Linked DNA regions of Homo sapiens: region 2 is linked to region 1. The links are chromatin loops, found by intact Hi-C in ENCODE. Cell type or tissue: gastrocnemius medialis. All regions are shown on one strand. Links, peaks and the distances in the headings refer to the core of each region. The heading gives the core; the rest is flanking DNA.

What was found. A loop is a pair of places that touch in the nucleus more often than their neighbours do. Peaks named below come from ENCODE experiments on the same cell type or tissue, not always from the same donor. Only the 100,000 strongest peaks of a DNase experiment are listed, where the experiment ranks them.
Region 2: a loop joins it to region 1, with 12 times the contacts of the local background. A loop is called at or near these places in 2 of 110 quality-filtered maps.

Annotation. Positions count from the first base shown.
Region 1 is chr5:6,567,211-6,582,394 of GRCh38, reverse strand. LINC01018 (long intergenic non-protein coding RNA 1018) reads right to left here and starts at 259. Exons shown (of 5, transcript NR_024423.2): 1 at 129-259. In gastrocnemius medialis, for the core only: CTCF peaks have their summits at 5,302 (motif pointing right) and 7,555; DNase peaks (open chromatin) are centred at 5,344, 6,234 and 7,564; H3K27ac peaks cover 2,514 bases.
Region 2 is chr5:6,504,342-6,519,525 of GRCh38, reverse strand. No RefSeq gene overlaps it. Among named protein-coding and RNA genes, the nearest start is that of UBE2QL1, 63 kb to the right of the region's middle. RefSeq lists an enhancer at 12,434-12,643. In gastrocnemius medialis, for the core only: no CTCF peak of the experiment used is centred there; no DNase peak of the experiment used is centred there; H3K27ac peaks cover 1,818 bases.

The DNA of each region.
Region 1 (15,184 bases), core at 3,938-11,937:
ATGAGGTTATTGATGGGCTGGACACCAGTGAGCTGAGAACGAGCAGTAGTTAATCCCCAGTGTCCACAAAGAGCCTGATGGCCACTGTCCCTCCATGTCCCCTCCCGGCCCAGGAGTCAGCCAGGCACCTGGGCACCGTTCACTGGGTTTTCCTGCAGGGCTGTGTGGGGGTGAGCACAGGGTGGCCCCTCTCCTTCCCGAACCCTTAATTTCTTATTGTTATATGTGTCCTTCTCACAGGGGAAGCTGAACCCAGGATGAGCTTATTCAAAAATATGTTTTTCTATTCCCCTCAAAAGGAATTGGCAGTAAACGTGTTTCTCTTTTTTACTCTCTGGAATTTTATCTGTATCTTGAAATTCCTGCCAAAACCCACAATCTAAGGCGATGCATTATTTAAAAATCAACTGAATTTCAACTAGAAATGGAATGTGAACATTATAAAGCAGAAGCTACTCTTCAGCTCTTTTCCTGGTTCCCCAGAGAAACCAGGCAAGGAGATGATGTGGGGGTTGGTCAGAATCTGGGGGAGACAAAGGGTGGGCTTCCTGGGGCCTGTGCTTCTTGGGGCCAGTTAGCTGGGTGACCTCAGGAGACACCCGACGGTGTCTCAATTCTCTCACTGCTGAAAGAGGCGGGTGGGACCTATGGATTGTCCGTATCCCTTCCAGCTTGGATCTGTCATTCCACGGCTAGGTGCTGAGAGCCTACAGGTCCCACTTGGCAGCCTTCCGAGTTACCTGCTTGGGGAAGGTTTCATGATGCATGGTTTGCATCCTGTCCCCTGAGTAAAGGGTCTTCTCGTGAATCCCTCAGATCTTCTCGTACCCTTCTCCAACTGTCAACATACAGATCAATGTGAAAAAAGACACTGATTTATTTCTGTTTTACTTATTTATTTTTTGGAAATGGGGCTTTGAGCTGTGGCCCAGGTTGGAATGCAGTGGCACCATCATAGCTCACTGTAACCTCAAACTTCTGGCCTCAAGGGATCCCCCACCTCAGCCTCGAAAAACTCTGGGATTACAAGCATGAACCAGTGCACCAGGCCCTGATTTGTCTCTGAATCATGAAGTTTTGCCAGTTGTCTTGCAGATAGAATGCTTTAGCATGTGTTTGTGTTGTAATCTGAAGCTAATGATTGTAACCTCTTTGGGACACCCTGGTACCCTCCAATGGAAAGGACAACTCCAATGTAAGGAGTGCCCTCCCCTCCCTGCTCCTAAACTTTCTCATAGAACTATTCTGACCCTGGAACAATCCTCACATTTGGCTTCCAGTAAACCTTTCTCAAATTATTTCTGCCTCAATAGCCTTAATTTTGGCTGACAGTATTTAGCAGTTTAACTGCAATAGAGTTAAATTTTATACATTGTGTGTGTGAGAGGGGGAAGTGTGGGGATTTCAAGTCAGCAGACTTGCAGTCTTGGAGTGAGGAAGGCTTTTAAAATTTTGAACCCAAACCCAGATACATTAAAAAAACAATAAAATCAACCACACAAAAATCTTCTGAATGAAAAAAGACCCATAAAATAGTCATGACAAAAAAAAAAAAAAAACACCAAACAAACAAACAAAAGGAAAGGCATCCCAAATCAAGGGACTAATTTATTCTTTAATAAACAAAGAGTGCCTCCAAATCAAACAGAAAAAGATCAACAGAGAAAGAGGTAAAAATATCTATCTATCTATATATATATATATACACTAATGGCCAATAAACATGTTGATATATGCCCCATTTCATTAGAGGGTGCAAAGTTGAACCATGAGCTTTCTCCCATAGCTGTATTGACCAGGTACCTTCATATATTGCAGATGAGGGTATGCATTGATTAAACCTACTGGCTGGTAATAATTATCAAATTAAAAACACTCATACCTTTTGACTTAGGAATTGTACTTCCAGGAATTTATCCAACATATCTTTTGGTAAGTGTTCGAGGCAGATGTGCAAAGTTAATCACACAGCATCGCAAGAGTGAAAGATGGGAAACCACCTGCTAATAGGGAACTGATTGAATAAATTACCATGTATCCACAAAAGGGAATGGCATCGCACACTTGCTGAAAGCGTCAGGCAGCTCTGTATTTGCTGATGCATGTTTCTAATATATCTTGGTGAATGCAGAAAAGCAAGGCGCGGATGGGCAGAATCTCTGGCGTCTGTCTACTTTACATGGATCTCTCTGGAAAGACATGCAGGGAGCCTGATCCAGGGCTCATCTCTCGAGAGGAGACTGAGTGCCTCATGGATGGCAATTAGAGGGAAACACATTGTATACCTTTAAATTTTGTTCCACATCTGTGTATTACTTGTTAAAAATAAATAGGGCACTTAAAAAGAGTAAAGTTAACTCCTATGGGAGAACATTTGTGTGGTCAGAATGAAAGTGTGGTGGCTTTTGCACTGGAATTGGAGTGGATCTTCTCCACGTCAGCCTCTGATGAAGGAGTGGCTTGTAGTGAGGAAACCCGTCCTCAAACTCTGGCTGGGAACTGAGACTGCCCGTGCACAGCAGCGGAGGCTGCCCATTCCATGCTCACCATGGAGCTCTGCTCATGAGTCCCAGGGTAGAGGGAATTGCCTGCTCTGTGGAACTGGTTCCCATGTCTTTTAGAGGGATGTTGAATGTACATGGCAAATTCATGTCCTGTGTGTCTACAATGCCATCTGGGTCTCACCAAGCTCGCCTGAGGAACCAACCTTCTGGCCACCTGGGCCTGGCTTGCAGCAGAGCTGCTCATATGGTTTGGCTGTGTCCCCACCCAAATCTCATCTTGAACTGTCGTTCCCATAATTCCCAAGAGTTGTGGGAGGGACCCAGTGGGAGATAATTGAATCATGGGGTGGTTTCCCTCATACTCTTCTCATGGTAATGAATAAATCTCATGAGACCTGATGGTTTTATAGGGGGGAAACCCGTTTTGCTTGATTCTCATTCTCTTCTCTTGTCTGCCACCATGTGAGATGTGCCTTTCACCTTCTGCCATGATTGTGAGGCCTCCCCAGCCACATGGAACTGTGAGTCCATTAAACCTCTTTCTTTTGTAAATTGCCCAGTTTCAGGTACATCTTTATCAGCAGCATGAAAATGGACTAATACAGCTGCCTAAATTTATCCACACGCCTCAGGGCTCCTCTGAGTTCCCTGCAAAGCCCCGGCAGGAGGTGTCATCCACAAAAAGTGGAGGTGGCGCCTGCCCAGTGAGACTGTAGACTGGTAACACACTGTCCTGAAGAGAAAAATGTGGATGGAGGCCACTGGAGAGACATTAGAACCTGCGCATTCCAAAGGCATGGCCCCCGCTTCAGCCCACTTAGGTGATTCCCTCAATCCTCCTGTCCATGGTCGCTGCCTGCCCTTGCACAAGATCTCTGCTTGTGCCATGTGCCGGTACTTTCAGGAGACTTTCCTTCGTACGGTGGGAGGTAAATTTGTGTTTGGCTGGAATTTGCATTTCTCTGAAGAATGAACACGTTCCAACATTCCAAAAGCTTCCAAGACACGCAGGAACTACCAAGAGGATTGATTTCTTTGGAAGTGAGTGCAGTGGTTTATGAGGTGTGCTTGCAAATATTTGGAATGCTCCCTTTGGTCACCCCCACCTCCCCACCGTGGCATCTGTGGTGACATGGAGGTGACTCGGAGGCAGTGTAACTTCGGGACCTTTCTTTCTCCAGCCCTTCCACACCTCTGCACCTTCAGGACCATTGCTGTGGGGAGCCACGGGTGGCAGAGAGCTCTCAGATGATCCTCCCGACAGTCACAGAAGCTCTTTCACCAGGCAACAAGGACGGATGAGGGCACAGACACCACAGGCATTGTGCAACGCATTTCTAGAAACTGCTTTGGAAAGCAGGCAGCATTTTCCCAAAGGAACAATGGAAGTAATGGATGGTATAAAGTGATTGGGGATCTCCTGTCATACCGAGGATGTGGCAGCAAATAAGTCATGGCTAAAACCAAAGAGATGTCATGGACAGAAAAATATAACAACTATAAATTTCTGTAATCACAGAAGAATGTCATTATCTGCCAACACACAGAATTTTAGGGCTCAATTAGCCCTCCCTGTTCATTTTAGAGGATGGATGGGGAAGGGCATTCACCCTGAGTCACAAAGCTGGGACTGCAGGGCATCAGCCCGCACTTGGGTCACCTTCCACAGCTCATGGTACCCAGCTCCCCAGTGAAGGGTGGGGCGCAGCAGATCTGGGGGCTCTTGTGTCACTCCCCTGTACACCCCACCTGTGCACAGAGACATCGTTCCTGAGGACTGCAAATCCCAACTTCTCTGAAATCAATACCCTGCTATAACACATGAGAGACGTTCAATGGATATTTTTCTTGATTTGATATGGATAGTTTTTGAGGTGAAGGGAGTTGGGGGATTATTTGAATAATCCTTGTCACTTCAAACTGAACCAGGGTAAAGAGGAACTAGTGGCTCTAGTCACGTGGGGTTTGTAGTCATGTGGACAGCAGCATTTTCAAATAGAATACATGATGTGGGCCTGACGGCCAGTCCTGCATCCGCCGCTACTTGGGAGAGTCACATGGACTCCCGCTCAGGCCTCCGTTTCCCAGCCATACATGGGGTTGGACAGGGAGCGAGAAGAGGTGAAACCATCTCTTGAGCTCTAAACCTGTGGTCTCTTACTTTGTTTGGGAGTCTTGGAAGGCAGAGTTCTCCTTTATTTCCATGCATATTCAGAGGGCCCATGGGGCAGGGGCTGAGAGCTCACTGTGTGTGTCTTGCTGCCTGGGGATGATTCAGACACCATTGCCCTGTGCCTCTTCAGATGCCAGTCAGTGTCGCCTGCCTGGGCAGCCCAAAATGGCAGGGAGAATGATGCACACTCTAGTTGGAAGGTTAATTTTTCCTTTTCTATTTTTTGAGACAGGATCTCACTCTGTTGCCCAGGCTGGAGTGCCATGGTGCAGTCACAGCTCACTGCAGCCTTGACTTCCTCAGTGCAAGCAATCCTCCCCACTCAGCCTCCCAAGTAGCTGGGATTACAGGTGCGCACCACCACGCTGGAAGTTTAATTCTGTATTTTGTGATCATCAGTTTCATGGGTCAACTTGGCTAAGTTCTCGTATCCACTTATTTAATCAAACACTAATTCAGGAGTTGCCTTGAAGGTATTTTGTAGCTGCAGTTAACATCTGCAATCAATTGGTTTTAAGTCAGGAAGGCTACCCTCAAAAATGTGGGTGGGTCTCATCTCGTCAATGGAAGACCTTATGAACAAAACAGGTTTCCCAGAGAAAGAAGAAATTCTGCCTCAAGGTGGCAGCAACAGCTCCTGCCTGAGTTTCCAGCCTGCATTCTGGATGGCCTGCCCTATGGATTTGAACTTGCCAGCCCTGATAATCTAGTAAACCAATGCCTTTAAACAAACCTCCCTGTCCCTGTTTCTCTGTCTGTCTCTCTCTCGCCACATGTCTTAAGGGTTCTGTCCTGTGTTTCTCCACTGCAACCCTGGATCACAGAGTGTTCTCAAACTGATGAGCATTCAATATCCACTTGTAATTTAAGGCACATCCTGTTTATTTCTTTTCTTTTCTTTCTTTTTTTTCTTTGTGTAGCATTTGGCATCGTTTAGGCGGAGAGAGATATAGGAAGGGCAAATGTTTTTTCTTTTCTTGTTGCCATGAATCAGAAGAAACTTTGCTCAAGGAGGAAGTGATTGTAGAGAAAAAGAAACATTGCAGGGCATGCTGGCCCTTGAAGGTTGCCGGGGTGGAAAGGATGGAGTGACTGGGTGAGGCTTTGGGAAGAAACTTTGCTCTTGAATGTCAGGTGGCTAAGATCTGTGAGAAACCAGGACTTTCTTGGAACACTGTTGGGCTCTTTGACTAATGGTTTTGAGGGACAACATGGCTTTGCTTCTAGGAATTTTGCAAAAGACTCTCCCCCACAGCTGGGTCTTACAGGTCCCCTATCCACCTGCTTTGCTGTTGAGAGAGGGCTGAGGTGAGGCCGGAGCCCAGGTCCCCTGCACTCTCCCTGAGATGACTGCCTGGCTTCCCCTCACATCGGGTCCTCCCTGGAGACACTCCTGTGGGATGCCTCCTTTCCCGTCCAAATTAGGGTTACCTGAGAGGACATGCCACCATGGCTACTCCCCAGAATAGCGCTGACTCCTCTGGGTTTTACAGATATGGAAATGGCACTGTCACTGGACTTGAAACGTGAAACATGCCCCCAGTCAGTCTGGTGGTGTCGCTCAGGACACCAAAGCTGGTGGCAGCCTTCCCAGAGGGCAGGGTTCCAGCTGGCTGCTGCCTCAGTCCTGTTCCAACAAGCTGTTTCCTTGCTTTTTTCCTTTCTTTTTCTTTTTTTTTCTTTGAGACGGAGTCTCGCTCTGTCACCCAGGCTGGAGTGCAGTGGCGCGATCTCGGCTCACTGCCAGCCCCGCCTCCCAGGTTCATGCCATTCTTCTGCCTCAGCCTCCCAAGTAGCTGGGACTACAGGCACCCGCCACCACGCCCGGCTATTTTGTATTTTTAGTAGAGACGGGGTTTCACCGTGTTAGCCAGGATGGTCTCGATCTCCTGACCTCATGATCCACCCGCCTCGGCCTCCCAAAGTGCTGAGATTACAGGCGTGAGCCACTGTGACCAGCCTCTTTTCTTTTTCTTTTTTTTGAGATGGAATCTTGCTCTGTCACCCAGGCTGGAGTACAGTGGTGCAATCTCGGCTCACTGCAACCTTTGCCTCCCAGGTTCAAGCAATTCTCCTGCCTCAGCCTCCCGAGTAGCTGGGATTACAGGCGCCTGCCACCATGCCCGGCTAATATTTTGTATTTTTAGTAGAGACAGGGTTTCCCCATGCTGGCCAGGCTGATCTTGAACTCCTGACCTCATGATCTGCCTGCCTTGGCCTCCCAAAGTGCTGGGATTACAGGCATGAGCCACCACGCTCAGCCTACTTTTTTAAGACACGATGTTGGTATTAGGGGACAAGACATATATTAGTCTATAGATAAATCATAATGCCAGACTTTTACTGAATAATTTTTTTTAAACATGGCTTGGTTTGCAGTGTATGCAGAACATGGTAAACACAAGCATGCTATCACGGGGCCTGAGTATAATTTTAAAATATAGTGAAGTGTGGCCAACAATTCGTTGAAGATTCATTTCACTCAGCAATGAGGGGAGCAGCAGGATGGTGGAGCTGGTTTAATGGGCATTTGATTTATGCAGTCCGTCAGAAAAGAGACGCTGGGATATCTTGGCCACGGACATGCAAAATTGGGCCATCGCCTACCGAGAGTAAGAGTGTGGCCTCTGGGGTCATCTTTTCTCCTGGACAAATGTATTTGCACTTTATCAAGTTAACAGCTGTCATCACAGAGTGTGGGCTCTGATCAAGTCAAAAGCATTCCTTGAGCACAAAAGACACCCTTGGCAGGTGTGCCGAACAACATTCAGCATTTTCCAGCTTGGAGTCATTCTCAGCAGGTCCCTCCCTGACTTCTCAGCTCATAGCCCTTGATGCCTCGGGACAGGAGAGGGGAGAGAGTCACTTGCTGTCTGTAATTTACTCAGTCTGCCATACAAGGGCAGCACCCAACCACATGATGTGGCAAGAGCGTGGGTCCAGCCCGGCTGTGTGTCCTCAGCTTCCCCATCTGGAATGAGGAGGAAAGGGAAGCACATGATGTTGCTATGTGGATCTGATTCATGAGACATATGTGACCGTGGGACCCTTAAGCAGTGGTCAGGACACCTGTCTCCAGCTGCAGTGGCTTTTGGAGAGCACAGATGTGGTGCACATTTCCTGCCAGCTTCTTGAGCTGGCTCTCCCTTGCAGCCCCTCCTTTGGCGGCCCATGGTGCGTGTGAGCCCTGAGCACTGCGGCAGCTCCCTGACCCTCCGCTCACCCTTTGACATCTTGGGGATAGTGGCCCTGCTGCCAGGAGCTATTCTTTCATCATCCCTGGCCTGTGGGTGAACAGTGGCTCTTAACGTACCTACGAGGAAACCAGGGGAGCGCCGGGAGGAGTAACTGTGAGTGAAGCGCAGAGAAGGCTGGGCCAGAGACGCCGACAAGAGGAGTCTGGATGTGGCAAACGTTCAGCTGGGGAAGCCAGGGGTTGCCAAATTTAGCAAATACAAATACAGGGTCCCCAGTTCCGTGTGACTGACAGATCGGCAGTGCAAATATAGCTCTAAAGCACAATATGTCCCATGCAATATTCTGGGTACACTTTTGCTAAAAAAGTATTCATTATTTGAAATCCAAATGTAATGCCCAGCCTGTATCTTATCTGACATCCCCACCTGCAGAACAAGTAAGCGCAGAAAGGGGAGCAGAGCCACGGAGCAGGGAGGAAAGAAAGGTACAGAAGCACTTAGAGAGGATTCCCCAGGGTGGGGACGTGGGGCACAGGGTCAAAGGATAGTGTGACCTTCAGAGGAGCAGCAAGGAGGGCAGGACAGAGCAGTGCTTGCCAGGGCCGCCCCCGGCATGTGCAAGGCTGGAGGAGAGCAGTCCAGAGTGCAGAGTTATGGAAATAAATGAAGACCAACCACAAGAGAGGAGCTCAGGCTACTGAAGCAGAGCTCGCTGTTGATAGGGCTCAGCCACCACCACCTGTGTTTTAGCAGACACGCCAGGGATCCTGTGGACTCACATCTCGCTCTGCATCGCACGTGCCACACGAGGCACTGTGGGGCCTGCTGGGGACACCAGCAGAGAAGCCCACCAGCCAGGGTGGAGACACGTGCAGCTATCTCAGGCATTCAGATTCCATAGACCCACACGGTTCTCAAAGGCAATCGTGGGGACCAAAATGTGATTGCCAAGAAGGATCGTGAAACACAGTTTTTCTGGATCATCAAGATCTTCAAGAGAGAAGGGGCCGTTCAATACCAAGAGAATAAGAAGTACTTAACTTGGAAATGCAGGGCAGACCTTCCCCCAAAAAGGACAGTGTGCAGCCCTCCTCCTCAAGTATCTCGGTCTTTATTTATCTGGTCCGCATCGAAGGTGGTGGTTCTCCATCGGGGGCGATTTTGCCCCCTGGGATAGGGTATGTCTGGAGACATTTTGGTTGCTACAACTTGTGGGGGGAGGGTACTCTTGGTATCAGGGGGGCAAAGGCCAGGGATACCTCTAAATGTCCTCCAGTGCGCAGGGTGCACCTGTGGCAGCAGTGCCCAGGGTGAGGAACCTGCTCGGAGGTCAGGAATTGGGAACCCCGGCTCCTTTCATGCCCGTCTCGAAACGTGACACCCTTAACCAGCCATCCAAGCTGCTTCTCCAAGGCCTTTGGAGCCCTTGCGAGCAGAGGCGGTGTGCGGCAAACTAGGGTTGCGATGAGCATCGCTAAATAAAAAGACTCTGGGACGGCCACCTGCCCTGAGCCAGGGACCCTGCCCACACTTACTCAACTGAGTCTGGCAGACCGTGGTGGGGCACAGGAGTGACCGGTGAGTGCGGCGACCCAGGACCTCAGCCACCGACGTCAGCTTAGGCCCAGGGATCCCCTGATTTAGTGGCTCTCAGTCAGACTTCCACCAGAGAAGCCGACCATGAGTAGGAATTTGCCGCAGGGACTGAGCCTACGCCATGGAGAGGCTGGTGATAAAGCCCACAGGGAGGCGGTCAGGAAGGGAACCCCCTAAACACGCGGTGAGACTCCGCCAGGATGAGCTGGGGCCCCGCAAGCCAGGACCTCCTGAGGATGGACTGGGACCCGCATCCGTCCTCACTGCCCCTGACCTCGGTGAGAGGGTGTCCTGCAGAGGCTGCGCCTTCATCCCGGGGCTCACACAGCCTGCCGAGGGTGTGGGAGAGCCGAAGGCCCTGGGGAGGGGCGCCGAGGATGGAGCAGATGCAGATCCGGCTGCTGTTTCACGCAGCAGACCCTCCAGGCAGACAAGCTGCAAAGAGGTTGACTCCCTCCCCTAAAACTCTCAGGAGAGCATATCCCTTGCTGTCCGCTCCACGAGGACCACACGAGACAGAATTTTGGGCAGTGTAGTTCAGCCCAGCCAGCTTGCTCGCCGCAGAGCCATCACCCCAGGCTTCTCCTGTGCGGGATCGCCCTGCACACAATGGGGGCTGATGGAGGCCGAGACCTGTTTCCCTGTGAGACCAGGAAGCCGGCGCTGTGTATAACCCAGTCGTGAAGCCTGGAACTGCCAACTTGGGGTCTTGGCATCCTCCTGCAAGGCTCAGGTCTTCCCCGCTGATCTGAGCACTGCATTTTCAATATTGCAATTCAATGGTCCAAATCCCAAAAAGCTTTGTGTTTTCTTTAAAAAGTCTCCTGTGATAATCTCTTGAGCTCAGGAGTTCGAGACCAGCATAAGCAACATAGGGAGACTCTGCCTCTGTCTCTAAAAAAAAAAAAAAAAAAGAAAAAGAAAAAGAAAAAGATTAAAAAGGTACAAAAATAAAAGAATAAAAGTTCTCCCATGGAATATGCCATAACCTCCCTTAATGACAGACTACTTCCTTTTTTTCTCCCTCCCTCTCCTCTCTCCCTTCTCTGCCTTCCGCTTCTCTGCCTTTTTCCTCCCTCCCTCCCTTTCTTCCTCCTTCCCGTCTTTCCCCTTCTTTCCTCCCTCTCTCCTTCCTTCCTTCCTTCCTTCCTTCCTTCTCTCCTCCCTCCCTTCCTCCTTCCCTCCTTCCCACCCTCCTTCCCTCCTCCCTCTTTCCCTTCCTCCCTCCCTCCTTCCCTCCTCCCTCTTTCCCTTCCTCCCTCCCTCCTTCCCTCCTCCCTCTTTCCCTTCCTCCCTCCCTCCTTCCCTCCCTTCTCTCCTCCCTCTTTCCCTTCCTCCCTCCCTCCTTCCCTCCTCCCTCTTTCCCTTCCTCCCTCCCTCCTTCTCTCCTCCCTCTTTCCCTTCCTCCCTCCCTCCTTCCCTCCTCCCTCTTTCCCTTCCTCCCTCCCTCCTTCCCTCCTCCCTCTTTCCCTTCCTCCCTCCCTCCTTCCCTCCTCCCTCTTTCCCTTCCTCCCTCCCTCCTTCTCTCCTTCCTCCCTTCCTCCCTCCCTCCTTCTCTCCTCCCTCTTTCCCTTCCTCCCTCCCTCCTTCTCTCCTTCCTCCCTTCCTCCCTCCCTCCTTCTCTCCTCCCTCTTTCCCTTCCTCCCTCCCTCCTTCCCTCCTCCCTCTTTCCCTTCCTCCCTCCCTCCTTCTCTCCTCCCTCTTTCCCTTCCTCCCTCCCTCCTTCCCTCCTCCCTCTTTCCCTTCCTCCCTCCCTCCTTCCCTCCTCCCTCTTTCCCTTCCTCCCTCCCTCCTTCTCTCCTTCCTCCCTTCCTCCCTCCCTCCTTCCCACCCTCCTTCCCTCTTCCCTCTTTCCCTTCCTCCCTCCCTCCTTCTCTCCTCCCTCCTTCCCTCCTCCCTCCCTCCTTCCCTCCTCCCTCTCTTCCTTTCCTCCACCACTCACCCTTGTGAGCCTAGGACTGTGATGTGTGCTCAGGACAGCTGGTGAGAAAACAGGCAGGACCTGCCTGGGCCTGTGAAGATGTCACTCAGCAGGGGTCTTCAGTGCATCCCTAACGTGGCTTATCCCCTGTTTCCAGAAGAGAAACCCACTTGTCCTCCATTGGGTGTGCTGTGGAGAAGCAGCGTGGCCCTGTACAGTTCCCCTCCCCCAGCCTGTGCTGTTAGCCTTGGCTAAGGACTTTCTTCTTGACTCTGTCCAATGTGTTCTTTGGAAATGTGGATCCCCAAACAGGAAACGTTTTCCACAAGGGCTTGACCGGACTTGGTACGGGGAGAAAATGAGTGCTTGTGTTGATTCATTTCTGCTCTGTAAATAGCCATTGGTTTTTCAGGCCCTCTCTGGGCTGCACACTGTACCCAGTGCTGGGGGTTCAGGCCTGTGGACCCTGAGGCTGCTCCCCACTCGTGCTGTGTCTAAGGGAGGCACACGCCACAACAGATAATCTCCATGTCGTCAGCCAACAGGCTGTGGCAGGGCTCGCAGCCCGACATGGGGTTTTGCAGAAGTCTGCTTTCTAGACTTATACGTGTGCCAGGTAGTAATGTGCAGAGTTTGAAAAGTTGAGTATTGCTAAGGGTTTCATACAACAGTTCTCTGCTCCACTTTGAACTCTTAGCTTTTTTTTTTTAAATATACCTTTAAAATTTTAATTGATATGTGTATTAGTCAGGATTCTCTAGAGGGACAGAACTAATAGGATATATTATATATTATATATAATAGGATATATATGTGTATATATAATAGGATATATATGTGTATATATAATAGGATATATATGTGTATATATAATAGGATATATATGTGTATATATAATAGGATATATATGTGTGTGTATATATATATCAGCAGGGGTCTTCAGTGCATTTGTAACATGGCTATCCCCTGTTTCCTTTATATATATATATATACACCCACACACATATAAAGGGGAGTTTATTAAGTATTAACCCACATGATCACAAGGTCCCACAACAGGCCCTCTGCAAGTTGAGGAGCAAGGAGAGCCATTCTGAGTCCCAAAACTGAAGAACTTGGAGTCCAATGTTCGAGGGCAGGAAGCATCTGGCATGAGAGAAAGATGTAGGCTGGGAGGCTAGGCCCGTGTAGTCTTTTCATATTTTACTGCCTGCTTTATGTTCTAGCCATACTGGCAGCTGATTAGATGGTGTCCACCCAGATTAAGGGTAGGTCGACCTTTCCCAGCCCACTGAGTCAAATGTTAATCTCCTTTGGCAACACCCTCACAGACACGCCCAGGATCAATACTTTGCATCCTTCAGTCCAATCAAGTTGACACTGTATTAACCATCAGAATATGTCATTCTTTTGTCTCTTGATTTATTAATTTAATTTAGTTAAGTTTCTTTTATGGAAAATATCAATCATACAAAAGTGGGGAGAATGGCACAATGACCCTTCCTCATGCAGCTGTCACCCAGCTCCAACAAGTGACAACCTTTGTCTAATCTAGTTATATCTATGCAGACTGGTCCCCTGATGCACACACACACACACACACGAGACACTATCATTTCATTCATAAATTTTCAGGATGTGTTTTCTCTTAACACAAATGTGATGTGATTTTTCTCACCTAAAGGCAGAGTTGAATTCTGCTGTGCTCCAGTTTAAAAACAAGCTCAGGATCTTAGCAGCTTGAAGGACACATTGTGTTGCTACTGTATTATCCCCTCCCTCTCCCGTCTTTCCCCTTCCCGTCTTTCCCCTTCTTCCCGTCTGATTTCCAGGGGACTATCAGCTCCAGGAGGCAGGGCCCCTGTTGAGCTTGTGCACAACTGTCTGTGTCTTAGCACCCTGCACTTGGGAGTACTCGATGCGCACTCATAGAATGCATCTGGATGTCCTGAAACAAGCCATTTCCTCCCCATTTGCATTTCTTTCCAAAATGCATTTCCACGCCCTGCAGGGCTCTACTTCTTGCTCTAATAAACTGAATCCCCTTCAACAAAGTCAACTGGTATTTTAATTTTCATCTTGTGAGAAGTGGTTTCCCAAATGATTATCCAATCTAGTGGTTCTCCACCCTGGCTGGCCATTAGAATCACCCGAGTGGCTTTGAGAAAACCCTGGGCCCACCTTAGAGAACCTAAGATGACAGGTCTAGGTGGGTGGGTCCCTGGGTGGTCTTGATGGGCAGCCATGGTGGAGAAACTATAACCCAGCCCATTCTCAAAGCACTGACAGTATCCAGAGGGCAGACAGGCTGGTTAGTGGAAATAACTGCTCTGAATGCCTGAAATCATTTGCTTGACCCAGTTTTCTTTCTTTCAAGCCCAGGCAACAGCTGGGGCCGGACTATTAAGCCAATGAGCTCAGCCTAATTGGAAACCACCAGGGACCTCATTGTCCAGTGAGATGGAGCAGCTCGTGCTGGCCCTTCCAAATGCGCGTGTCTTACAAGTGATGCTTCCCAGGTGTTACACAGAGGCAGGGCCCTTCGGAAAAGTCAAGACTCATCTTTATTCCTTCAACACCCCAGACTAAAACCTTTTTTCCCCCGAGGCTCCACAAACTAAGTGGAGAACCTCAGTGTGCACCTGTTATCACCTGGGTGCTTTCGGGTAAATGAGATGCAGTGAAACATCTTATGGGCATGGGAAGGTGTGATGGGCAGAGTTCTAAGATGGCCTTCAGGATTCCTGTTCCCTGGTGGGTATGCCCTGGGTAATCCCCTTCCCTGGGTGGCAGGCAGCCCCTCAGAATGTGATGGGACATCATGCCCATGAGAAGGCTGCCAATCAGTTGACTTTGAGTTATCAAAAGCAAGATTACCCTGGTAAGCCTGACCTGATCAGGTGAATCCTTAAAAGGGACAATCCCTTCCTGGAGCAAGAGATGGCACATCTGAGGGACCCTTGCCAGATGCCATATGGCAGGGGCCTGTGGGTAGCCTTTAGAAGCTGAGAGTGGTCCCTGGCTGGTAGCTAGAAAGACAACAGAGACCTCAGTCCTGCTAAATTCCCTATAACCCCAAAAAGATGGGGGGTGGATCTTTCCCCAGGGAAGCCTCCAGACAAGAACAGTTTACTGAAACCTTCATTTCAGCCTGGTGAGCCCCTGAGTCCCAGGCTCCACAGACAACATGAGATGATAAATTTGTGGGATTTTTTGTTTGTTTTAGTTTTATTATTGTAGTTATATATATATATACACACACACACACACACACACACACACACACACACACACACACACATATATATATTATAAAACATTTGTCAGTTTAATCTTTTTTTTTTTTTTTTTTTGAGACCGAGTCTCACTCTGTCCCATAGGCTGGAATGCAGTGGCGCAATCTCGACTCACTGCAACCTCCACCTCCCAGGTTCACGTGATTCTCCTGCCTCAGCCTCCTGAGTAGCTGAGATTACAGGCGTGTGCCACCATGCCTGGCTAATTTTTGTATTTTTAGTAGAGATGGGGTTTCGCCATGTTGGCCAGTCTGGTCTTGAACTCCTGACCTCAGGTCCTCCTGACCTCCTTACCTGCCTGTCTCAGCCTCCCAAAGTACTTGGATTACAGGCGTGAGCCGCCATGCCCAGAGCTGTTTAATCATTTTAAGTGTACAATTCTGTGGGGTTAAGTACATTCATGATGTTGTGCCACTATCATTACCGTTTCAAAATATTTTCCTCATCCTAAACGGAAACTCTAGGCTATTAAACAATAACTCCCCATTCCCCTCTCT
Region 2 (15,184 bases), core at 3,309-11,308, 62 kb after region 1:
CAATCAACATTTTAGTGTAAGAATGTCCCATACCACATTTGGGACATACTTACACTAAAAAATCACTCGCTGTTTATCTGAAATTCAGCTTTGACTGGGCAGTCTGTATTTTTAATTGTTAAATTTGGCAACCTGCCTGAGATAGGAAATGTGACCCTGCAGAGACATGATTCAATCATTCAGGACTTTTTTTTTTCTGGGCTTCCACAGGTCCAGCCCTCTCTGAGGCCTCATCAGAATCCCCGGGGATTTGTTCACTCTCCTCCACTTGTTCTTGTAACAGATGCTTATTGAGCACCCTACAACCAGGAAACTGGACTTTACAACAGGGTGGTGAGGGCTATGACCCAGTCGGGGTGCCAGGAGGAGGGGCAGGTGTGGAGAAGCATAGAATGGGCAGGATCAACCCAACCTGGAAGGGTCATGGTGGCCTGTGTGGGGCTGATCTAGCCTTGCCCCAGGCCAGGAACAGAATGAAGTCCACTCTGGTGGGCAGAGAACAGGTGAAACGGGGGGAGGCAGTGAGAGATGGGAGGTTCCTCCATGCCAGGTGGTGCCTAGGCAGTTGGGTGCACCTGTGCACAGATCTTCACCACACATAGAGAGCCATAAATTCCAGTTTAATACACAAGGAGTGCACACTGTGAAAGTTGTCAGATTCAAAATGGAGTCACTTGTGTCAACCTCTGACAAATAGTGCCAGGGAAGCAGCGGGGGTTCTCACGTACCATTTGCCTGATAATGAGAGCTCTCACAAGAAATTTTCCCAAACTGGAGCTCACTAAGGAGTCACACGAGGGCAGCCAGCAGCACCAGGGCAGCCAGCAGCACCAGGACAGCCCCCTGCTCACACAAGAACACTCGCCTGGCACATTGTCACACAAGCCCCATACAAAATGACAAGGACCTAACCCTAGCTCCAAGATTGCAAGTCACACCCAGCAACCGCTCACATTTGCCCGTTGGCACGCACCAGCTCTTGCAAGTCACTGCCAGCCCCAGTGAACTTTCTTTCAAAACGACATGGGGCAACTCCTCTTTCCCCTATCAACTCTAACTTTTCCTTTGTTCTCTGTACCCACCAGAGGTCACCCTGGTCTGTATGGATGTCCCAGATTGTAATCCTACTTCTTGTATATTATTCCAAATTAAACCTTCTTATTTAGAGATTCAGCTCTCTTTTTTTTTATGTTGACATAACCTGTTGTCAGAAGTGGGGTTTGAAGCTGACTCACCTTGGAGAGATCAACGCCCCTGGAAGGATTGCATGGGGTGCCCACTCTGGGGCTCCTTGAGTGTCCCTGCCCCTGGCTTCCAGGGGTTGCTTCCTCCCCCGGTACCATGACTCTTTCTTGAGTTGAGCTCTCATTTTTGTTTCAGTTGAGTTCTTTGGTTTTATTTGGGTTTTGTTTGTGAGGGGTCTTTTCCCCTCCTGCTGCTGAGGTCTCCTATTAAGAGGGGTGATATGGTTTGGCTGTGTCCCCACCCAAATCTCATCTTGAATTCCCACGTGTTGTGGGAGGGACCTGGTGAGAGGCAATTGAATCATGGGAACAAGTCTTTCCCATGCTGTTCTGTTGATAGTGAATAAGTCTCATGAGATCTGATGGTTTTAAAAAGAGGAGTTCCCCTGCACAAACTCTCTTTCTTTCTTTTTTTTTGCCTTCTGCCATGTATGTAGATGCGATTTGCTCCTCCTTCCCTTCTGCCATGATTGTGAGGCCTCCCCAGCCATGTGGAACTGTGAGTCCAATTAAACCTCTTTCGTTTGTAAATCGCCCAGTCTAAGGTATGTCTTTTTCAGCAGCATAAAAATGGACTGATACAAGGGCCTTTTCTTCTCCTGATTTATGAGGGACTTTCCCTCCTGTTAAAGAAGGCTTTGTCGTCCTTCCCAGTGAGCACATACCTTATTCTTTGGTTTCATTTTGCACGCCTGATATTTTGCTTTTATGTGCTTGGCCTTAGTGCTGACTTGCCTCGATACATTGGTTTAAAGTATGGGCTCTTAAAGTTCAAAGGCAGGCTAAGATAGTTCCCTTCTTCTGGGACTCTAGCTGGTGACACGTTCAAACATTATGGAGGTCATTCAAACGGTTTGTTTTTCTTAGAACTATACGAAAAGACTCTGACTTAAAATCAGATAGTCCAGATAGGATGGGCATCTCAGTGGGTAACTCAAAGCTTCAAGCTGCACCCAGGACTCAAGGACTGCCTTCCTGCAAAACACTGTCTCAAAGCCAGCTGGGCTGTCTCCCCTTGGGAGCCTTGCCCACCTTCCCACGCCTCCTCCTCAAGCTAAAATCTATTTTCCAAAACTCCTCAGCTATTCTGGCATACTGACTATATAAGTAACAACACTTGAAAAACAGCAGGTACAAAAAAGAATCATTTGACCTTCATGCTGTTTCTTAAAAGCAAAAGATGCAATTCCCATGTAAAAGACAAACTCCCTGAACTAGAAGGAAAAACAACACTCTTATCTTCAAGGACCAGGAATTAAAGCGAAGGAAATACCGCACAGACCTTGTTAGAGTAAGTTTTATCTTTTAAGCCTCCTCACATAATTTGGTTCAGAGCCTTCATAAGATTAGCTATCGGGGCAAATGAAAAACCTCCGAGTTTAGCCTTGTTCCATTTTGTCAGACATATATTTAGAATTCAATTCTCTTTTTATAAACTAATGACTTTATATTACTATGTTTTATTCATGACAAAATTTCTTAAATTAAAACTGTAAGATCTTTGTCTATATGTTTATATAATTTTAAAAATGTTTATATGCTAATATGATATTTTTCTACCAAAATGTGTAAAATAACTCAATTGGCTTAAAGAAAAAAACAAGCACTTACATAAAATAATTGATCACAAATATAGTAATTATCCTAAATTCCTTTTAGGTCATCTGACTTAATTATCTTTGATAAATAGGCTGACTTTAAATTGGTTGACAAAATGAAAATGAAGATACCTTCAGAATTGTTAGTACACATTATTGTTTTTGTTGGCGGGGGGGGGGTCCTGGGTTTCTTGGCCAAAGGTTATATTTGTCTCTGTTAAATGATTTAAAATCATAAAAGTACGTGTTTGACCTAAGAACAAAAGTACAGAAAAGAGTGCAATGCCATGTCCATTGTTTCCTGTATATTAAAGACAATACTTTAACTTTTAGGGTTTTTCTTTGACAGGAAAATAATTTGAAATAATAACTAGCTCTGTCTAACATCTCAGTTTGCATAAGTAATCTAGGTACAATTGTTAAAAATAAAGTGAATATAAATGGAATAAATGTTTATAGTTAAACTTTTCATGGAATTTGAAATCTTAGATATGTTACGTTGAATTAAATAATAGAGACTCATAAAATAACTGAGTCGTTTCTTTTTTTCTTTTTTTTTAAGTTCCTGGATACGTGTGCAGGCTGTGCAGATTTGTTACATAGGTAAACATGTGCCATGGTGGTTTGCTGCATCTATCAACCTGTCACCTAGGTATTAAGCCCAGCATGCATTAGCTATTTATCCTGATGCTCTCCCTCCCGCCGTACCTCCTCCACCCTTCAGGCCCCAGTGTGTGTTGTTCCCCTCCCTGTGTCCATGTGTTCTATAGCTGGGTCATTTCTAAATAAAATACTGAAACATGAATTGTTAAACAGAGATTCAAGTTTACTTACTTTTGGTTTCCTAAATTGTATAAAAAGACAAAAGACATTTGGGTCTATTAGTAAATAAATGTGTCTTCCTCCACATTCAGAAGTTGTTCTATAAAAATGTTTTTATAGATTTTATATATATATATATATATATATATATATATATATATATATTTTTTTTTTTTTTTTTTTTTTTTAGACAGAGTCTCGCTCTTGTCACCCAGGCTGGAGTGCAGTGGCGCAACCTCAGTTCACTGCAACCTCTGCCTTTCGGGTTCAAGCGATTCTCCGGCCTCAGTCTGCCTAGAGGCTGGGATTATGGGCACCCACCACCACACCCAGCTAATTTTTGTATTTTTAGTAGAGATGGGGTTTCACCACATTGGCCAGGCTGGTCTCGAACTCCTGATCTCAGGTGATCCGCCTGCCTTGGCCTCCCAAAGTGCTGGGATTATAGGTGTGAGCCACCGCGCCCAGCCGAGATTATAAAACATATAGTCATGAGCTGTTAATATATCCACAGGATATAATAGTTCAAAGTTACTTTCTGGGTTTTTACTAAAACTTAAGGTTACTAAAAATTAAAACTTCAAATTAATATATGTAATAGATGTATATTCTGTATGCAAAATATACACAAAATAATTTTTGTATGGGAAAGAATGTTGTGTGGTCTCAGCGACAAAGGGAATAAAGATAATTTTTGTCCTAAGGTAAAATAACTGAATGTTTCAATATATAAAAAGGGGGAAACATAGGACCAAGACTGGGGGCTTAGGAGAATGCTGAAAGGGTTGAGCAGCTCATGCAGAGTTTGTGAAGAATGGGCCTGGCACAGGGAGCTGGAGTTTCATGTGTGACCAGGCTGGCTGGGATCAGAAGGGAATCGTTTACAAGGTTTTCTGAGAATTGAGCACTGATGTCAGGGCACACTGATAAAGGCCTGGAGTCTGTCCTGTATGTTTGGAGCAGGGTTTTCTTAAGATGTTGATTTGCTCTTATGAAAAAACAAAACAAAGCATCGTAAAGGGTTTTGATTTCAATTTTGAAATTGGTTTCTTTAAATTTCCAGCCATCTTCTGAACTACAGCTTTTTCCTGTTTTACAGTTTCTATCTAATTTCAAGTTGGAAGTGCTGTCTTCTTCATTTAAAATGATGATTTTATTTCTCAGTGTAGAGTCTTCCTCTTAAAGTGTTTCTGATTCAGGATCTCAAGGGTCTGGCTTCTTACCCATGTCACTACATGCAATCTGTGGGTCATGCATCATTGCCTTCCACTCCTCTTCCTTCTCTCCTTAAAAAGGCACATCTTTTTGCTTAACTAAAGCGGTGACTTTCTCCCTCAAATTTTTCTTCTTTTGCTATAGCTTTTACCACTCCAGATCTGACTGCTGTTGCGGTTTGATGCTGAGAGTGCTTCGCTAAGGCCTAAGAGAACAATGTTTTCTTTTATAGAACTTGATTCTGTACTCTTAGATTTTCTCGTGGTGCCTAAATTGCTGTATGTAACCGGGCAGTCTCACATTCTTTTAGTTTTTCTGGAAGCCATGCATTCCCCTGCTCAGGTATTGGTTCTCTTGATTATATGATTCTTCTATAATATTGGTGTACACGAACAACCTTAGATGCCTACTATTCCATTACCTGATTGAATTCAAGTACTTTTTTCATCAGGTTTGACTTCCAGGTTATCCAAACAGGCTTCCAATAAAAAGAAGCAGTCATATTGTAGGAGATGTGTTTTGTTTTGTTTCTACCTTTTAGATAAACAGCCTAAGAAACAGAGATAGTGTGTTGTAAGGCAGTTTCGTGTGCTTTGTGCCATCTTTATTAGGTTTTTGATTACTTGGGAAAATGAAGTCATCTCTAATTCAGGTCTAAGATTTTTTCCTCTCAACTATGTAACTTTTTGCATTTGCTTTTGACATCTTTTAAATATCATTCTGGGTAAATAAGTGACTATTATTTCTCAATGACAAGTGATTCTATTTTAATTAAATATTTTAAGCCTTTTAACATCTTTGACAAATTTCTCAAAATCAGATTATAATTAAAGTCTTTTTAACCTAAAATTGACTTTGGGATTTTTCAGTTGGTTTCCTTAAAAGCCTCAAAGGATGTATTTCTCGTTAGGCTTATTTGATATTTTAGATTATGTAAAAAGCACTGCCAAATAATAAAGTGATACTAGATCTTTTAAAACTTATATTTAAGTGGATATGTTATTGATGTGAATATTTAAACATTATATGACATTTATAAAAGTCTAATAGTTCTGATGTGATGCTGTCAATTATGATTCTGGTTGTTATCTTAAAATGCAATAGAAATAACTGAATTTCCTTGTCGATTGCTGAACTTTATCCAATTTTAATTATTATCATTGTAAGTTATTGTCATCTACAGGTAGATTTTTCTCTAAAGGCATCTGCAATCAGGTTAATAAAAAAAGACTCTACTGAGTGCTCTTAAATACAGGCTTCTAATAACTTTTAAGATCAGTGGACTATAAAACTTTTAAAAACTCAAATGAAAAACTGATGGATTCATGAAACTTCTAATCAAGATTAAGCAGAACAAAATTATGTGAGATTGAATAACTGATAAAAATTATGATTTTTTTGATATTTGTTTGAAATGTTGTTGGTTCTTTATTTGAAACATTGTTGATTCTTAAATGTTTTGCTTTCCAGACTAAATACAACTTTCTGTTTTAAGTTACCCATAGTTCACAGCAATTTGGTGAAGTCTAGCATTATAAATGAAGGTGAAAACATTTTTTTTTCTTCCAACTTGATCCTTCAAAATTCAAAAACTATTTGTGAATTTTTAATTTATGATGATATAGCTATTTGCATAAGTTCATACAAATCTGTTTTCTTTATAACAAGATGCATCTAGAAATGTCAATTGTATTACCAAGATTTTAGTAACATGTCATGTTTAAAATTGCATATAGGCATTATAGATAAAATCCAAAGTTTGCCTTGAGGCTCTCTAGCCTCAAAAAAGAAAAAAAGTTCAAGCCAAGATTAAATCACTATTCTTGCTACACTTTTGTAAATAATCAGGCCAAATCTGATGAAACTAAATTTATTTTACAAGCAAATTATTCTTACTCCAATTATCTTTGGCAAATATATCAGAATGACTATAATATCACCTGCCATTGGACTGCAGCTCTGTGAATTGTTTTTGAGTTCTTGTTATCTACCTGTAGGCTGTACTAGATCCTGAATTCGAGTTCTCCTCAATATCTGGTTACAACCCTCCCACTAAGAAAAAGAACAAGAACTGTTGTCTTCCTGAGGCCCTATAGGCTGAAACTGAATGCACTTCAAGGGACAAATCTTGTGCCTGATGTTTGGACCGTACAGAGAGTTCACCAAACTGCCCAGTGCCATAATCAGAGACATTTGCACAACAATTTGCCAACTTCACGCTGTAGACAGCTTTTCCCAAGACATCAGAGCAAGCCTCCATATTATAATGAGACTCCTACACTCTTACCTTTGTTGCTTGTCAGGATTATGCCGAAGGTAAAATTTCACAGTTAGTAACTGCTATGGGTAACTTGACAGAACTTGACCTAAAAATTCCTTTAGTCCATCTAGTGGGTAACTTTAACAACATCCTTAACACAGCTCTTTGTTCAAATTGTGCTAGTGGTCCCTTTTGTAGAGTTGGCACTCTGCTTTAATTCAGCCAAGTCATGGAATGCTACTCAAAGGCTACAACAGGCCTTGCCCAGTTCCCCCCTGGCCTTTTGATTAGTTTAGTTGTTGCCCATAGGCTTGAGCTTGGGCTCTTGGTCCAAAGCCATTGAATATACTGGATTTTTTTTTTTTTTGAGACAGATTTCCACTCTTTTTTTTTTTTTTTTTGAGATGGAGTCTCACTCTGTCGCCCAGGCAGGAGTGCAGTGGCGCGATCTCAGCTCACTGCAAGCTCCGCCTCCCAGGTTTACACCATTCTCCTGCCTCAGCCTCCCAAGTAGCTGGGACTACAGGCACCCACCACGCCCGCTAATTTTTTTTGTATTTTTAGCAGAGATGGGGTTTCACTGTGTTAGCCAGGATGGTCTCGATCTCCTGACCTCGTGATCTGCCCGCCTCGGCCTCCCAAAGTGCTGGCATTACAGGTGTGAGCCACCGTGCCCAGCCAGATTTTCACTCTTGTCACCCAGGCTGGAGTGCAGTGGCGCGATCTCAGTTCACTGCAACCTCTGCCTTTCGGGTTCAAGCGATTCTCTGGCCTCAGTCTGCCTAGAGGCTGGGATTATGGGCACCCACCACCACACCCAGCTAATTTTTGTATTTTTAGTAGAGATGGGGTTTCACCACATTGGCCAGGCTGGTCTCGAACTCCTGATCTCAGGTGATCCGCCTGCCTTGGCCTCCCAAAGTGCTGGGATTATAGGTGTGAGCCACTGCACCTGGCCATAAACTCAATTTTTTATGCTCCTGCATAATAAATAATAATTATGCTGGAACATAATTGAGTTACGCATAATTCAATTTACTCTGAATTATTTCCTTTAAACATTGTACCTGTTGTCTGTCCAATCTCTGCAGGAATGACACTCCAAAAATAGTAATGCTGGCCCAGCACTTCAAATGATAACTAACACTTACGGAACTGACAACATGAAACTTAACAGTGGACTCCAGGTAGACTTAGCCTGACAGCCGCATTCTCCAGACCTCCTTGGTTGCTCAAATGTGGCTAAGAGGATTTTGACACTAACTCCTCTTTGCCAATCACTTCCCCTGACATAGGACCAGACCAGCAACCAAGGACAGGTCTGTCCTGGCACAGCAGGACAATCAAAACCTAACCACAGAATAGTTGATCTGCAATACTTTCAGAGAAAGATCTTCATCAAAACGGGGAAATGTAAAAGTTGTAAGACTCAAAATGGAATCACTTGTGTCAAACCCTGGCAAATGGAGCTGGGGAGGGTAAGAACGGGGGTGATATGGTTTGGATTTGTGTCCCCACTAAATCTCATGTTGGATTGTAATCCCTGGTTTTGGAGGTAGGGCCTGATGGGAGGTGATTGGATCATGGGGACAGTTTCTCATGGTTTAACACCATCCTTCTTGAGATGTTGTCATTGAGCTAGTGAGTTCTTGTGAGATCTGGTTGTTTAAACGTGTGTAGCACCTCCCCCAACTCTCTCTTGATCCTGCTCCAGCCGTGTAAGATGTTCCTGCTTCCTCTGTCCCTTCCACCATGATTGTAAGCTTCCTGAGGCCTCCCCAGAAACAGAAGCCACTATGCTTCCTGTACAGCCTGCAGAAATGTGAGCCAAAGAGGTTTAATTAAACCTCTTTTCTTTGTAAGTCACCCAGTCTCAGGTATTCCTTTATAGCAGTGTGAGGACAGACTAATACAGGAGGGGCTCTCATGCACTATTTGCCTGATAATAGGAACTATCACAAGAACTTTTTCCAAACCACAGCTTACTAGATAAGTCACACAGCACAGCTAGCTGCTTACTCATAAACAGTTGCCCAATACACTGTCTCACAAACCCAGTGCAAAACTACAGGTGCCTAACTCTAATTCCAAGATTAGAAGTTGTATCTAGCAGCTACTGACATTTGCCAGTGAACACTCACCAGCTGTTGTAAAATGCTGCCAGTGCCATTGAACTTTCTTTTAAAATAACTTGCATAAGGTCAGGAGATCGAGACTATCCTGGCTAACACGGTGAAACCCCACCTCTACTAAACAAAAAATTAGCCGGGCGTGGTGGCGGGTTCCTGTAGTCCCAGCTACTCCGGAGGCTGAGGCAGGAGAATGGCGTGAACCCGGGAGGCGGAGCTTGCAGTGAGCCGCGATCGCGCCACTGCACTCCAGCCTGGGCGACAGAGCGAGACTCCGTCTCAAAAAAAAAAAACAAAAAAACAAAAAAACTTGCATAACCTCCTGTTTCTCCAGGACACCCTAACCTTTCCCTGTATTCTTTGAACATGCTGGAGGCCATTCTGCTCTGCATGTATGCCCCAGAGTGCAATCCTACTTCTTGCATATTATTCCAAATAAAACCTTTAATCCAGAGATTCATCTCTTTCTCTATTTTTTTTTTTAAATGTTGAAACATGGCAGGTAAGGCCCAGCAAAATTCAGGGCAGGGCAAGGGGGTCCGGGAGCTGGGATGGGGTGGAGGAGGTCACCATCACAGACAGAGTAGCTGGGAATGGGCCCCACGGTGAAGGCAAGTGTCAATCCAAGGCTTTCAGGCAAAGGCCAGCTAGCAAGTATTGAGGAAGGAGCACCTCAGGCAGGAGAAGGCAAAATCCCCGAGGCAGAGAGCAATGGCTGGTACACTCCAAGGACCGGGGAGGAGCAGGAGAGGGGTCCCAGTAGAAACGGAGAACGGGAAGCCTGTACTTGGGGGTCACCCGGAGGCTGTGGCTTTGCAGTTAGTGAAGGGGGACACTCAAGGGTGTTCTAGAGAGGCCTGGCATGACCGCCCTGGGTTGGAACGGGCCACTTTGTCTCCAGAGCTGAGAGTATTCTGTGGGTGTTAGGGATGGTCAGTGATTTCTAGACCAGACCAAAGTGGCTCTTCACAGGCCTTTCTGGTTCTCACAGGGAGAACAGGCATTCCAGGGCAGAGCAGGGCCACGAAGGCCAGCCAGGTCCAGGCAGCAATCCAACCAGGGAGGTGGTGGAGAAGGCGGTGCCCAGCCTTGGGTCCTGGTCCAGGATCAAAGGCCGAGACTGAGTGGGTGTCGGCTGTGTGTATGGGAGCGACGAGGACTCCAGCATGGGTGGAGAGTGGGTTGTGGTGACCTTCACAGAGGAAGGCAAAATGAGCGCACACATGTTCAGGTGGATGGCGAGTCCCTTGGGGACCGTTGAGCCTGAGGTGCTGGGGGCGGACACAAGGACCAGATGCTGTGATGGGAGACGTGGCTGAACATGATTTGGGAGTGTTGCCATGTACATGTCTCAGAGTGAAGCCCCAGCAATCAGCCTGGACTCCTCATGCCGCTCACCACCCCCGAGGAGCACGCTGTCACCAGGTGCTGCCACAAGTCTCAGTATCTCCCCTCCCCCACACCCATGGCCATTGCTGCCCAGATGTATGGCTGGCCTCTCTCTACTGGATGTCTGTAATGAATGGCCTCCCTGTCTTGGGCCTTTCTGCTTTGGGCACTGGGGACAATCAAAGATGGCCATTCCTGTGCTATGGCCTCTCGTTGCTCTAGAAATGCAGCTCAGCCTTCCCTGTGCTTGTCTGGCTTAACGTGCCCATCGCTGGCTGTGCACCCCTCTGTTCCTCCAACCATTCCTGCCATTTCTTGCCTCTGTCACCTTTGCTGAAGCTGCTCTGCTGCCTGGGATACTCCCTGACCTGGCCATGGCAACCCAAAGGTCAGAAGCTGCTCCCCAACCGCACTTGCTTCTACAGGAGCCGAGGCCCCCGAGCTGCTCCCCGGCTCACAGAGCTCATGCGAATCTGCCCTTGTCTGTGCGTCTCTTTCCTTCACTGGGACTTCTCTCTCCCAGGAGCTGCAACTTCTACCAGGGAACATGGGGGCTTCGTTTATTTTGTCCCCAGAGTTCATCAGGTGCTGGGGCACCTCGAACAGAGGTCACTGACCCCCAAGGTAGCTCTCTCTACCCTTCCGGGGTTGGGGGGCATGCTCTCCCCTTATTCTTTAGGCCTGGGGTGCTCACAGGTCAGGTGCTTCTAGACTCAGGTGACCGTACTGTCCCCTGGGGACCCTACGCCCCCAGCCACCCTTGTCAAAGTTTCTTCGTTAAACCCCCGGAATCATTCTCACCTTCAGAGCCCCACTCCCTGTGGCCCTGGCTGGATGACAGTCCGATGTGATAAGCATGGGAACAGCCCGGCCCTGGGATTTTCAATGTCCTGTGAGTGTCGAGGCCCCAAGGTCACCTGCAGGGACCTTGGGTCAGGCTGCTCTCACATTGCTATAAGAAATACTGGAGACTGGATAATTTATAAGAAAAGAGGTTTAATTGGCTCACGATTCTGCAGGCTGTACAGGAAGCATAGTGCTGGCATCTGCCTCTGGGGAGGCCTCAGGAAGCTTCCGATCATGGCAGAAGGGGAAGCTTGCACGTTACATGACAGAGTGGGAGCAAGGGAGAGTTGGTGCCACCCTTCCCAACAGCTGGCTCTCTTGAGAACTCACTCACTGTCATCAGGACGGCACCAAGCCACCAGGGATCTGCCCGCCATGACCCAAACCCCTCCCACCAGGCCCCTCCTTCAACACTGGAGGTTACAATTCAATATGAGAGTTGGAGGGGGCATCCAAACTACATCAGACCTGCAGCTCAGGTAGCTCACCTCGAGGCTCAGGTGTGTTGGTTTCCTGTCACTACCATCACAAAACACCACAAACATAGTGGCTGAAAGCACACACACTTGTTGTCTTACCATGTAGGAAGTCAGAAATCCCAAAGTCAAGCTGTCAGCAGGGCCGGCTCCGTGTGGGGGCTCCAGGGGAGAATCTGGTTCTTCTAAAGGCTACTGTGTACCATGACTCCTGGCTTCTTCCTCACATCACTCCAACTCCTGCCTTCTGTCGTGACGTCTCCTCTGACTCTGACCCTCTTTCTCTGCTCTGATAGGACCCTTGGGCTGACACTGGGCCCACCTGGACAATGCAGGGCAACCCCTGCAAAGCCTTCACTTCATCACCCCTGCAAAGTCCGCTTTGCCACTGGAGGTGACATAGGCACAGGTCCTGGGGAAGACGTCTGCTAGGATGTCCTCAGAGGCCATGAGTCTGCCAGTCGCACCGGGCCAGGCCTATGTTTTTCTCACCCCTGCTGGTCTCACCTGTGGCAGGTCTTGGGCCTTTTATGGTCTGCTGGCCTGGGCTGGGCTGGGCTGTGCAGATGCGTCCTCACCACTGAGAATTCTGCTCTTTGGTCACCGGAGAAGGGCACCTGGCCTGAAAACTCCTGTCTGATGAAAGGGGTGCGTGACCTGTGGTCCCCAGGCTGGCCCCGAGTCAGTGCTAAGGGACTTTCAGGAGACCTAACTGGGTTAACTTGCACGTCCTTCGAGGCCCACGTGCTGCAGGGTGCACACACGGGGCCGCCGCAGAGGCGGCTGATGAGCTCAGAACAACCCGCCTCCTTTCTTCTCTTGCCCCCTCCTCTCACCCATGCCAGCCCCGGGGTAGAGTCAGGTGATCCCCCATCCCTCCCGCTCTATGGTCCGCCTGACATTGCGGCAGCCCCTTAAATATCTTAGATGGCCCCCTTCAACTCACACAGTCTCTTGGAGCCTCCTGACCACAGATTTCCTTTTCATTTCTGCTTTCTCACTGCTCCCTTTACCTTTGATTCCTTTTAAGTAAAAATGTACAGGAAATATAAAGTGTTTTTCCCTACTAAAATGGGGAAAAAAAAGAATCCACAGAAATAGAATTCGAGGAAGCTCAAGTGGGCAATTTGGGCCATTCTGTGTGAATTCTGTCACTTGCCGGCCCACGCAGCCCTGCTTCCTCCCAAGGAATCTTTGTTCCAAGGGCCCCTCCCTGGCAGGCCTCAGTGGAATCAGTGCAGCCTCAGACCAGGCGACCCCAAGCAGGACGGGAACCTTTTATGGATGTGTCCCGCACTTCCACCCCATGTTCAGAATGATGGGGGAAGCAAAAGGGAGCTTTAGAAAGAAAGAAGAAAATGAGAGGGAAAGTAAATTATAGGGCACACTCTGGACTGATATTTTTGCTCAGGTCTTGCTCATGTGGCAGGCTTGTGTTCTGTTTGTGGTTGGGAAATGACAGTCTTCTGTTGGTGGCTTGGGATGGGAAGGCACATGTCTTCCCGCAGGCAGGTCTTGCCAGCAGGTCTGCCTGGGCATGAACCCTCTGCACCCAAGGGCAGCACCAGAAGCTTTCACCCCTGCCCTGGATTCCTGCGAAGGGCTGTCTCTAGGACCATCCATTCCAACAGAAATTGCTGGCCCCGGCTATCCCGGAGAGACAATCTGATCCAACGCAGCAGTCTGATTATTTCACACATGACTCTGTGTTTCATTTAGTCCTGGCCTGATGAGCTTTGGAGAGAAAGGTAATGAACCTGGCCCAGAACCTCCCATGCAGTTGCACATGCGGTCCAGAGGCTGCTGGCCATGGGAAAGGGGCAATGTCTGGCCTCTGTTGCCCTCTTCTCTTGGTCCCTATTTCTAATTTCTCTCTTGTTAAAATGTTCCCTGTTTCTGTTTAACCCTGCACCAAGTCTTACAGAATCCATTCTGCACAAGACAGCTCTACCAGGGCTATGCACTGGGCTGAACTCTGGCAGGCGGCTGGGAACAAGCAGGTGCTATTTAGCGTTGATGCAGGCCCCATATGTGTGTTGAAGGGGGCAATGAGGGAAGTTTGTTTTTCAGAAAGCAGCAATGTTTCTCGTGGTTATTGGTGATGAAATTATAATGACTGGCCCCTTCCTTTCCTAGAAAGATTGATCTTTTTTTCTGTTCTTTCTCCTCATGCTTGAATTGCCCCTGAAGACGTCTGTTCCCAGCCAGGAGGGGCACAGGCAACGAGGGCTGATGAGTCAGGACTGCAGGGAACATCTGCAGAACCAAATGGCAGGACTGGGGTGGTCAGCTGGTGACTCAGCAAACATTTAACTGCAGGTTTTCATTACTTAAAGCAGAGTCAATAGAGGAAAATCCAATTAAAGCAAAAAGGTACACTTTGGCAGCTGGTGATTCACTCTCCTGAAGGAGCCAGCTTGGGGTTTCCTAATGAAATGAGCTGTTCTGATGATGTCCTTTGTGGACCCTAAGACCAAAGAGAACCACAAGTGCCTTGCCTCCTCTTTTCTCCCTAGACAACGTCTCCACTGGAGAAGCAGAAGGACCAAGACCATGTGTCCCTCCTGTCACTGGCCTTGGCCTCGGGTGCACTGACCTGCTCAATTGGGCCAGGCCCTGCCCCCACCCAGCACAGGAAAGATGGAGCTGAGTGGGCTCTGGTGTGGCAGTGCCATGATCGTGGAGCAGTGTGAGTGGTGGGGCTCTGCAGCTCACAGAGGAGGGAGGGGCTTCCTCTGAAGCCAGCTGCAGGTGGACCAGGGATGCAGGTGTTCGTGCCGATTTCCATGTTGACAATGATGCTGGAGTGGGTTGAGAAGTTGCCCTCAAAAAGATATGTCCACGTCCTAAACCCTGAAACCTTTTCTCCTATTTGGGAAATGGGTTTTTGTAGGTGTAATTTAATAAAAGATCTTGAGATGAGATCATCCTGGTCTATCTGGGGGGGCCCTGAATTCAATTCAGCTGCCATTGAATCCCATGACAAGTGCCCTTATAAGAGGAAGGCAGAGGGAGATTTGACACAGACAGAAGAGGCTAGGAGAGGAGAAGGCCACGTGAAGATGGAGGTAGAGACTAGAGTGAGGCAGCCACAAGCCAGGGAGCGCCCGGGGCCACCAGACACTGGAGGAGGCAAGGGAGGGTCTTCACCTAGAGCTTTTGGAGGGAGCATGGCCCAGCCAACACTGTGATCTTGGACTTCTGG